Linked DNA regions of Mus musculus: region 1 is linked to region 2. Evidence: chromatin contacts called from ENCODE POLR2A ChIA-PET data. All regions are on one chromosome and are shown on one strand. The core of a region is the stretch at or near the end of the contact, and the rest is flanking DNA. Distances in the headings are between cores, read along the strand shown.

Region 1 (5,359 bases), core at 299-2,798, 64 kb before region 2:
GCTTGGGATTCCCTGTAAAGACTGTCAACATTGCATTATGAATCAGGCTGTTGATATCAGCTACTCTTTCATTTACCTGTGCAGTCAGCCAGTCCACAGTTGTGCATAAAATGACACATGTCCCCTGGTCAGGATGCTAACTGTCCAGTCTAGCAAGAAGCAGACTTTGGCCCTGGGACCATAAAGCATGGTGACTCTGGACTCGAGGAAAGCCAGAGTGAAGGTGTTCTTTCTGCTCAGCTTCCTCAAGTTACACCAGGGCTCACTATGGGGCAGTTTTAGCCAGGTACTCATCACAGCAGCTGGGCCCCCTTGTGGCAGTTGTATCTGGAAGAGTAACTGGGGTGCAGCCTTGGGGAATTGTCTATATAGTTTTCTTGAGCAGCCCCATTTGTTTAGTGTGGTATTTTGAATGTTACAGGGGAAGAGGTGCTGGGCCTGAGGGGGTTTAACTTGTGAGAGAACTGTTCAGAATTTACTAAGCAAATTTTTTTGAGATGGGTTTGGGGGCCATTTCTCAAAGAGGGTCATGGTCAGAGTTTCATACTGAACCAAAAAAGCCATTGAAACCCCCACTGTAAATCAGTGGGTTCCGTTTGAGATGAAAGTGAGCTGGATCTCCGCAGGGGGTGTCACTGTCACAGCTGACCCTAAGCCTCTGTGTGTACCCTGCGCTCACATAGCACGTTCTATCACTTGCTGAAATAAGGTCAACATATATTTAGCAGATTACTCATTAAACCAAAAGGGCCACATGAGTAATTGTAGTACTCCACCCTCTGAGCCCCTCAGAGAATCCTGACTTACCCAGCACCCTCACACCCCTCGTGTCTGGTCCCCAAGGACCCCATTTCCTGTCTCACCCAAACTGGCTATGATGACAAGAGATTTCCCAGAGGGTTTTTTTTGTTTTGTTTTGTTTTTTTTGTTTTTTAAATCAGGTGTGATCAAAGCAAAAAACTCCCAGGCAGCTAGTAACTTTCAAGGATAAACAGGTTTCTAGAGGACGAGGTCCCTGCCTTCCTTTCCTCTCGTGGCAGAGGGATATCCTCCATCCCCCACTACACGGGAGGACATCACTGAAGGGCCTTGTGGTTTATCGAGACCTTAGGTGATGGCCAGAATGAATTCCTGATTCTGTGTACTCTGGAACATTTCAATTCTGCAGTGGCCCCAAACAGCTTCTGAGATCAACCCACCCTGTTCTACGGCAGTGACCGCCCACTGCTCAGCCTTCATCTCCTGTGCTCACGCACCATTAGGATGGTCACCCTTTCTGCCCTAGAGTGCTCAGCTGTGTCTCTGCAGCGTTTGTTTGCTAAGTCTGGAGCCAGGTCCTGGAAGGGCAAAGGCTCCCTCCCTTGCTGTGGTTACGTTCTGCTCTCTCATATTCTCGCACGCTCGCTCGGCTTACAGTAGAGTTTGCCAAGCTGTGGGAGTCAGAACTGGGGTGGGAGGGACCTGACCACAAGCATGGTTCCAGTCCAAGCTGTACTTGGCCCTGACTCTTGAGCCAGATGCGAGGAGGACGTGAGCATGGGTGTTCCTGTGTTGGAAGCCACTCCCGCAGGGGGGCTGGTTTTGGGTTTGTGTTCTCTGTTGGCTGGTGGTTACCGAGGTCTTCTGACAGTGGTTCTACACTGCTTCTGCTGATGGTGCGTGGTAGCTGTGTTCCTTCTCCAGCCATGGAGCAGATGGCCGTGGCTCCGTTCTTGGTACACACTCCAGGCATCCCTTTCTTGTCCAAAAAGCCTAGCTGTGTTTAATGTAGCTCTGTCAGTGTGGGTGGCATGTGGCTAGCTGCACAGTAGGATCGTAGGATCGTCAACTATGCGATGCATCCCGAGTCTCCCAAAAGCACCTGTTTGACAGAACCTACCATCAGTCTGTGCTCCTGCAAGCTGTCAGCTTCCTCTCTGTTCTGGAGCCTGCAGTGTCCAGCTTTGGCCTGACTTGTCTAGCCAAGAACCCATACAAGTCACCCAACCATGAAGCGTCTGTAGATGCTTTCCTGTGGGGCTGACAGTGGCAGAAAGGTGCTGGTGTCCATGCCTGTTGTGGTCCACGGTGTGGTATGGGTTGGCTTCCCTGGCTGTGTGTCACACGCTTTTCATTCATAATTTCTGGCCGATGTTCAGTGTGAGCACAGACTTCTACAAGATGAGCTATGTGCCTTCAAAGATATTGGCTTTGAAGCCCAGCCCTGGGAAGAACTCTGCAATCTCGGAGTGTTCCCCTCTCCCTTCGTGGATGCCTGAGGCTAGGCTGGGTCCTGGAGGAAGAGCCCTGGGTTCCACTTGCCCTGGGCTTGCTTGTCTTTCAGAGTCAGGCCTTTTGTTTTTGTTTGTTGGTTTGAGGCTGAGTTCCTCTTACTCTATGATGGAACTTAGTATGGCACAGACATCGTCATAGTCACAGCTGTACACCTGCTTCAGCTTTCAGAATGCTGAAATACAGGCTGGAGCCAACACAACTGGCTCATTATTAGCTTCTTAAGCTACTGTTGGTGTTGAGATATTCATATGGAGTGTGTGTGTGTGTGTGTAATGTTAAAGCCATGCCATCGGGTGTCTCCATTTTTAAAATTTTATTAAAAAGACAGTGTCTTTGAACCTGGAGCCCACTGCTCCAGGGAGGGCTAGACTAGCAGACCAGTCAATCCCCCAGGAATCTGTTTCTTTTGGCCCTCCAGGTGGCTTTTCTAATGGGTCCTGGGGCTCTGAGCTCAGGACTGTCAGGACTGTCGCAGCACTTGGTTTACTGGGGCCCACTCCCTCATGTAAGTCACCCAGGAGTGAAGTCATACAACCTTTGTTCTGTTTAAAGGTCATACAACTCATACTTAGATGTCATAGCGGGACTGCAGGTGGGTGGTGACAGGAAGCGGCCTTCTGGGAAGGGTGGCAGCTGTCCTCTATGCTTTCCTCCCTCCCCCCCCCCCCACACTGAGACCCTCAGATGTGGTGCAGTAGCCCCCTTATGTCTCTGAGCACTAGACCCAAACCTGTCCAATGATGCAGTAGTCTGAGCAAGCAAGGGGTGGGAGTTTTCTCCTGGTTTCCAAGGTGACTCCTGGTTTCCAAGGTGACTTCCTGCTCCAGGTGGTTTGTCACATGACACCTGTAGTCCAGCAGGCACAGGTATACGGTGGCAACAAGATGTGTGCTTGCCACACAGTAGGCCCCTAATGAAAGCCTGACTTGTGTGTGGGTGGATATGCAGGCATTGTCTTAGCTGAACAGGTTAAATGTTTGTTTAAAAAAGGTTTATTCTATTCATGTCTGTGTGTGCCATGTGAATGCAGGTGCCCCTGAAATTGGCACCCTGTTTGTGAGCTGCCCCGTGTGGGTGCTGGGGGCCATTGCTCGAGCCCTTGAAGGGTTGCTCATTTTGTTGTTGTTTTAGGTTTTTGTTTTGTCTTCCTAGTTGACAGCGTCTTCCTATGTAGGTAGCTCAGGTTGGCCTCTTACCTCATGTTCCCTGTCTTAGTCTCCTGCAATCTGGGATTGTGAGTGTGCACACACACCCCTTCCTATGGTTAATTCTACAGAAAAATCTCTAAACAGTCACACCCTTCTATTTACACATCCCAGAGTGGCCGTCACATGAGCCCAAAGCACTTGTATATGGGAGCATATGAAATGCCTAGGTCATGTCCCAGGGCTACATGATAGCTACATGTATGTCCGTGCCAGGATGCCATGTGGGGGTGCCAATGTCGGGCTTCCTCAGGACACCAGCCTCCTGAATCAAACTCGAAGCCGCCCATGCCAGCAGCCTGCATGATGAGCAGGCGCAGGAGAGGCCGGTTGCCATGGCAGTGATAAATGGTGAACTGACGCACATTGTTGCAGCCATGGTGACAGCAGAGTCCCTACCACGTCTGCAGGGTGCTGGCCTGACCTTCCAGCTGCTCCTGCCTCAGGAGGGCAGGTGCCGCCTTTTCCAAAAGACCCCTAGAGAGAAACAGTTAGCCTGCCCATCCCCTATAACCAGTCTAAGGGCAGGTTTGATGCTTTCGGGGCTGGGTACCTGCTTCTGCCTTTAGAGACGAGGCCACACCGGCCCTAGAGACCCAGGGAAGCTGCTTCTCACATGTTCAGATCACGAGTTCCCTTGTCAGTCTGGTGACGCTGGTGTGGGAATTTTTCTAGAATAATGATTTTCATGGCAGAAACAAAATATATAGGTTGATAGATCAAATTAGTCATACTGAATTAAAGCCATCAAAATACCAAATTTAATATGTGATACAAAATAAGGACTTCTTCATCATACGTAACTGCAGAGTCACACAGGTGATGGGAAGCATACCACAGTGCTAGTAAGGGTGGCTGCCCATGGGCCAGCTGGGTCTCTTGCCACCTGAGAAGTGTGTCGAGGACAGGTACTGGGACAGACAGGACTAAGCTTGCCAGGTTTTCAGTGTAGCATTCATTCGTCCTGAAGGAAAAGATGGTCAGAATGCCGGGCTGGGATAGCCAGCTTGTAGATCTGGTCTAGCATGCAAAAGGCCCTGGGTTCAAACCCCACTGCATACATGTGGTGATGCACACCTATATCTTAGCACTGGCAAGCTAGAGGCAGGGAGACTAGGAATTCAAGGTCAGCCTTGTCTACATAGCAGGTTGGAGGCTAACCTAGGTTACACGAGACCATCCGGAAAGAGGAAAGGAAGAAAGGAAGGAAGGAAGGAAGGAAGGAAAAGAAAGAAAGGAAGTCTCAGAATTCAATGTGGAGTTGCAGTGTAGGAGTGGAATGCTGAGGTAAGGGTGGCTGGAGGTGACACACAGACCCACAGAGTTGTGTAGCCTCTGGCTCCCATTGGGTCCTTGGTTCCACAGCACACTCTGATGCCACAAAGTGTCATCTATACAGGGATCACCTCTGGTGGGCTCCTAAGCTGTGAAGTGCCTGGGCCAGGGTGAGGGCCACGGAGGAGCTCAGTGAGGTGGATACTTTAGTTCTGAGAAGCTGTAGGCAAGAGGCCTCAGCCTGAAGAAGACAGGGCAGGAAGATGGGCAGTCAGTGCTGAGGGCGGGTGCTGTCGGAGTTCCCGATGTGGGTCCTGGTTTCTGTCCCGGGATGAAGGGAGATAGAGGTGTGTTCTCTCAGGGGCGTCAGCCTAGACTGTGTGGTCCAGAGGGAGTTTGGAAAACCCTGAGGTGGTTTGGAGGTCTGGGCATGGTATAATGTTAAAGGAAGGACGAGGGGTGGGGTGGGGTGGAAAAACCCAGTCAGGTCTAGCTGGGGCATGTGTGCTTTGAGGTTCATTTCACAGGGATTGTCTTGTGGTGACTCTCTCTGTGGTTTTAGTCTACTTTTCTCTGTCTTCTGTAATTTTTTATTATCAAGGTTG
Region 2 (5,367 bases), core at 841-3,340:
ATGGCTATATATCAAGTTCAAGGCCAGTCTGAGCTAAATGAGCTGCTGTCTAAAAGGGAGGAAGGGGTGGGGTGTTACCAGCCTACACAAAATGGAGTAAAAGGCCAGGCAGTGGTGGTGCATGCCTTTAATCCCAGCACTTGGGAGGCAGAGGCAGACCTATCTGAGTTAAAGGCTAACCTGGTCTACAGAGTTCCAGGACACCCAGATCTACACAGAGAAACTATGTCTTGAAAAATGAAAACCAATCAACCAAATTACATCTGGCTTGCAAAGGACTATATTACAGACATAAGGTGCCAGGCGTCTGTGTCTATTTCAGTCCCTTGTTTTCTCATAACTATAATAAAAATCAAAAACCTCAGACTGAAAAATGACATCTCATTTTGCCCAAATACCTTCTAGGTACAGAACTGACAAGAGCCCAATGCTCAGAAATAAAAACTGAACCTTCCCCAGGGTTCAGTATTATCTCAGCTAGTACGTGATCAGAGAACTGTCTGCATAGTGATTAGGTCCTTAACACTAGAATGAAGCTTACAAAAAAAATGTGAATCCTAGCACCACACAGAAATAAGAGGAAGACCACCATGATCTTTTCCTTTTTTTTTGTTTTTTGTTTTTAAATAGGTTCTACTTTTTTGTTGTTGTTGTTGTTGTTTTTTTTTTTTTTTTTTTTTTTTTTTTTTGAGACAGGGTTTCTCTGTGTAGCCCTGGCTGTCCTGGAACTCACTCTGTAGACCAGGCTGGCCTTGAACTCAGAAATCCGCCTGCCTCTGCCTCCCAAGTGCTGGGATCAAAGTCATGCGCCACCATTGCCCAGCCACCACCATGATCTTAAGATGATTTAGAAATGAGACATGTATAGTTTACATGTAAATATACACCACTGTCTAAAAGGGGCTTGTTATCCTAAGATTTGTATTTGGCTTTGGAGGACCAATCCAAAGATACTGGGGAACTATTGTTATTTTATCAGGATCTACTTAAGGTTGACTCTATTGCAGTCACAAGATTTGTACCTTTGTCCCTAGTCCAAAATATTGTAAAAAAAAAAAAAAAAAAAAAAAAATGCCACGCACTGAATGAAGTTCTAGAAGCAGAGGCTGGAAAAGAAGGTAGAGCCAATAGTCATGGCTGGGTCTCAGAACAATAAGGTTCCCGGCCTACCACTATCGAAACCAAACTTTAAACCAGGAGTGGGGTCAGGAAATTTTAATCGCCGTACTCAGAAGGGCCAAGACCAAGGTGGCAGGGTGTGGTGGCACAAGCCTTAAACCCCAGCAACACTTGGTAGGCTGAGACAAGCAGATCTCTTTCGAGTTCAAGGTAATTCTGGTGGTTTACAGAGCTCCAGGATAGGGAAAACATACTGAGAGATGGCTGGAAATATAGAACAAAATAAGAAGACAAAGCGATGTGTGTTGGGAGGGGACTATGCGGTTATAATTTAACTTGTGACAGCGGATGTCTGCGTAAACTCTGACTACCTCCAGAGTCCTGAGGGCTGAAGAGCCCTAGACAGCCTTGCAAGCCGTCCTGGAAGCTTGGAGAACCTTCCCGCATCTTCCTGGGGGAAGTCAGAGTCAGCCCGACCTCCCGCACGACATAGACCCGCCTCAACTCGCGCACGCAGCCGAACCCTTAACTACGCGTGCGCGAGGCCCAGCGGGGAGTGACGCGGGAGGCGGGGCGCAGAGGACGCTGGGAGCCAGACGATCCTGCAGAGCGAAAGCGGCGCAGTGGGCGGAGCTGAGCCCGCGGGAGGGGAGGAGGAGGTGTGTAGCGCGCAGACGCAAGAGAAAGAGGCGCCGCGCGGCCCCCGCAGGGCAGCCAAAGGCCAAGGCGCGTGTGTGCGGAGCCCGAGGGGCGGTTGGTGCCCGCGCCCGCCCCTCTCGTCGCCCCGCCGGCCGCTCACCGTGGCCTTGGCCGTGAGCACCAGCGCCTCCTGGTTGATGCTCGACACCTCGGGAGAGCTCTTCATGATGACTCGGATGCGGGACAGGGGCAATGACACGAGCCGCTGGTCCCCGCACTTTTCCTTCCCCACGGCCGCGTCCGCCATCTTCCGCGTCCGTCCCGGGCGGCCCGTGATGCTTCGCGCGGCCGCGCCTGCGCAGACGCTGTGGAGCGCGGTGGCCCGAAAGCCTGGGAGCCGGCGCCCGGGAAAATCCCTCTCGGAAACGCCGGGGCAGTCTCCCGGAAGAAGCGCTCTCAGGCGTCCGAGTGCTTGCTCGGGCAGTCCCGAGCTGCACAGATTTGTCCTTTCAAAAACTGGAGAGATGTCTTAGGAGGTCATGTTCTGGAGGGAATCAAACGAACCATGGCAACAGTTTGGCCAGAGGAATAGGGAGGAAAGGCGGCCACTACCCATGTCTTTCTTGAGGCGTATGGGGATTAGCCTGCTAAGCAGACAGGTGAACTGAATGGTCCTAGAGTCTTCTGTAATCCCACCACAATGCCAAAAGGATCACCAAGAGTTCTAGCCAGCCTGGCCACACAAGGTCTTGTTGAAGAAGATGGGCCATGACTTTAGAATGAAGACTATTAGAAACATCCTATCAAGTGGTCTGGAGGGAGCGTCCAAGAATATCAGAAAGTGGGACTCCACGGCAGATGAAACCGTGAGACCGTGGACTTTTGCTTAGATGAGCTGTGGAGTAAACTTGGGAGAGTAAAGTTGATGTGGTCTGAAGAGAACAAAAACTCCTAAGATGGCACTAAATATAGTTGGAGGAACTAAATCGGCAGGGTTTTATAGATTGGATCATGTTTGGTTTTAGTGTCGTCATTACCGTAGTATATCCTAGTCCAATAAACATAAGATACAACTGTCCCTCAGTATCTATTGGGGGATTGGTTCTAAGATCCCCACACATACTGAAATTGTACATGCTGAAAAGTCTTTTTTTTTTTTTTTTTTTTTTTTTTGTGTGTGTGTGTGTGGTTTTTTGAGACAGGGTTTCTCTGTATGGCCCTGACTGTCCTGGAACTCACTTTGTAGACCAGGCTGGCCTCGAACTCAGAAATCCCCCTGCCTCTGCCTCCGGAGTGTGTGCGCCACCACGCCCGACAGAAAAGTCTTAAATACAAAAGACGACAACTGCATAACGCCTAGGCACATTCTCATACAATACCCATGTCTTCTTGATTAAGTGCTTCGTGAATGCCATATGAGTAGTTGCTGGACTGTTAGGGAACAATGATGAGAGATTTCTACATGTCCAGTCAGCAGGGATGGGTTTTGTTTTGTTTTGTTTTGTTTTTTTTCCTGAATACTTTGTATCCCAGGTTGTTTGAGACCATAGATGTAGAACTTATATCCAGTGTTAGTGTCAGGCACGAAGGCACAGTTGGTGAGCAAGCTAGCTGCGTGCTCTCAATAAGGCTATGTTCACCCAGATGTCTGGGGAAAGAATACCATTTCCAGTGGGAAGTGTCATAACTGGTAAGCTGGCCTCTGAGAAGTGATGTTTGTTCTCAGATCTGCAGCAAAGGAAAGCCGTTAGACAAGATGAGTTTTGCCTGCCTTTCACATGCTTCCTTTCACCCAAGTGAGGCAGACAAGCATAGGACTGTTTTAGGAAGCTAGGATGCCACTAGGCTTGGGCTGTGCACACTTCTGAACAATGCCACTAATAGCCTATGGTACCACTCTCCCCATCATGCACGGGAGGATTGGCACACAAACACACACCGCTCTGAACACTGGAATGTTTCTCCTCCACTTAGTTGGTATAAACTTAGATTCTATTTGGTTGTGTTCTAGTAATGAAAGGAGAAGGAGGCCAGCCAGAACTAGTTTGGAGTGCATGCATAATAAAGCAAACTGTCCTTAAAGTGAACTCTTAGGAAAACCCATTTTACCATCTTATTGCCTAGTTGCAACTGGGTGTGCATGCAGTTAAAAATCAAACATTATTGGAGGGCATGTAAGGTAGAAAAGTTGTAATCTGTCAAAATAGTGAATCACCCAAACTATACCCCCTTAGTAACTAGCTCCCCTCCCTTCAGATCTCTGAAGCTAGGGCAATAATAATGTGAGGCCCCTGAGTATCTTCACTGATGTGACCCACTGTTTTCTTGACCACACACTCCTAATCTGTATTGCTTTGCTTTGAATAAAGTTTCCCTATTTTGCAATCTGTCTTCTTTCTTTTTTGTTGTTTTCTAAGACAGGGTTTCTTCACATAGCCTTGGCTGTCCTGGAACTAGCTCTAGACCAGGCGGGTGTTGAACTCACGGAGATCCACCTGCCTCTGTCTCCTGAAGACTGGGATTAAAAGGCATGTGACATTGACCCTATCACCACCTGGTACCTTATAAATTAAATTTTAACCAGCAGCAAGCACAGGACATGGCCAGAAAACTAAAGAAATGCTGTGCAATTGCCCCTCAAGGGTTTTTGTTTTGGCTTGTCTCTTTAACTGATTGTTTTTGTACAGTTTGTTTTGAGTGGGTTTGGATTCAGGACGGGAGGAGATGGAATCAGGAAGATGTCTAGAGAGTTCAGAGAAATGAGAATTCCCAAAGAGCAGGGATGAGGGAATGTTGGGAGCCGCGCCCACATTCGCCGTTACAAGATGGCGCTGACAGCTGTGTTCTAAGTGGTAAACAAATAATCTGCGCATGTGCCAAGGGTATCTTATGACTACTTGTGCTCTGCCTTCCCCGTGACGTCAACTCGGCCGATGGGCTGCAGCCAATCAGGGAGTGACACGTCCGAGGCGAAGGAGAATGCTCCTTAAGAGGGACGGGGTTTCGTTTTCTCTCTCTCTTGCTTCTTGCTCTCTTGCTTCCTGCACCCTGGCTCCTGAAGATGTAAGAAATAAAGCTTTGCCGCAGAAGATTCTGGTCTGTGGTGTTCTTCCTGGCCGGTCGTGAGAACGCCTCTAATAACAATTGGTGCCGAATTCCGGGACGAGAAAAAACTCGGGACTGGCGCAAGGAAGATCCCTCATTCCAGAACCAGAACTGCGGGTCGCGGTAATAAAGGTTCCCGTAAAGCAGACTGTTAAGAAGGATTCAACTGTATGAATTCAGAACTTTTCAGCTGGGGAACGAGAGTACCAGTGAGTACAGCTTTACGAGGTAAGTCTGATCTTGAACTTTCTAACGAAATTCAAGACAGTCTATCAGAAGTAAAGTGGAAAATGTTTGGCCTTGAATTTTTTCTAGTGTTAGAAGCCCTTTTGTTCCTTTTCACATGTTATCAAGTGGTTAAGGCAGGGAGGATTCTAGATGAAATTCAGGACAAGCTATCAGAAGTAAAGTGGGGAGAGAGAGTAGGAACAAAGAGGAAATATGGTACACAAAATAAGTATACAGGCCTTTCCAAGGGTCTTGAACCCGAGGAAAAGTTAAGGT

The links. ChIA-PET counts read pairs that join two places held with the same protein, here RNA polymerase II (POLR2A).
Region 1: POLR2A ChIA-PET joins it to region 2 with 19 read pairs in Patski. The contact joins the enhancer-like site here to the promoter of Chrac1 in region 2. POLR2A ChIA-PET finds 5 or more read pairs at or near these places in 3 of 5 experiments (Patski and embryonic stem cell).

What each region holds. Positions count from the first base shown.
Region 1 is chr15:73,150,906-73,156,264 of GRCm38, reverse strand. All of the region lies in intron 1 of Ago2 (argonaute RISC catalytic subunit 2), which reads left to right. Among named protein-coding and RNA genes, the nearest start is that of Ago2, 31 kb to the left of the region's middle. Within about 2 kb of position 1,548, at least 2 of the 3 ENCODE cell types and tissues checked have a DNase peak (open chromatin) inside an H3K27ac peak, as active enhancers do.
Region 2 is chr15:73,087,135-73,092,501 of GRCm38, reverse strand. It overlaps Chrac1 (chromatin accessibility complex 1), which reads right to left and starts at 2,090. Exons shown (of 3, transcript NM_053068.3): 1 at 1,919-2,090. The coding sequence starts at 2,065.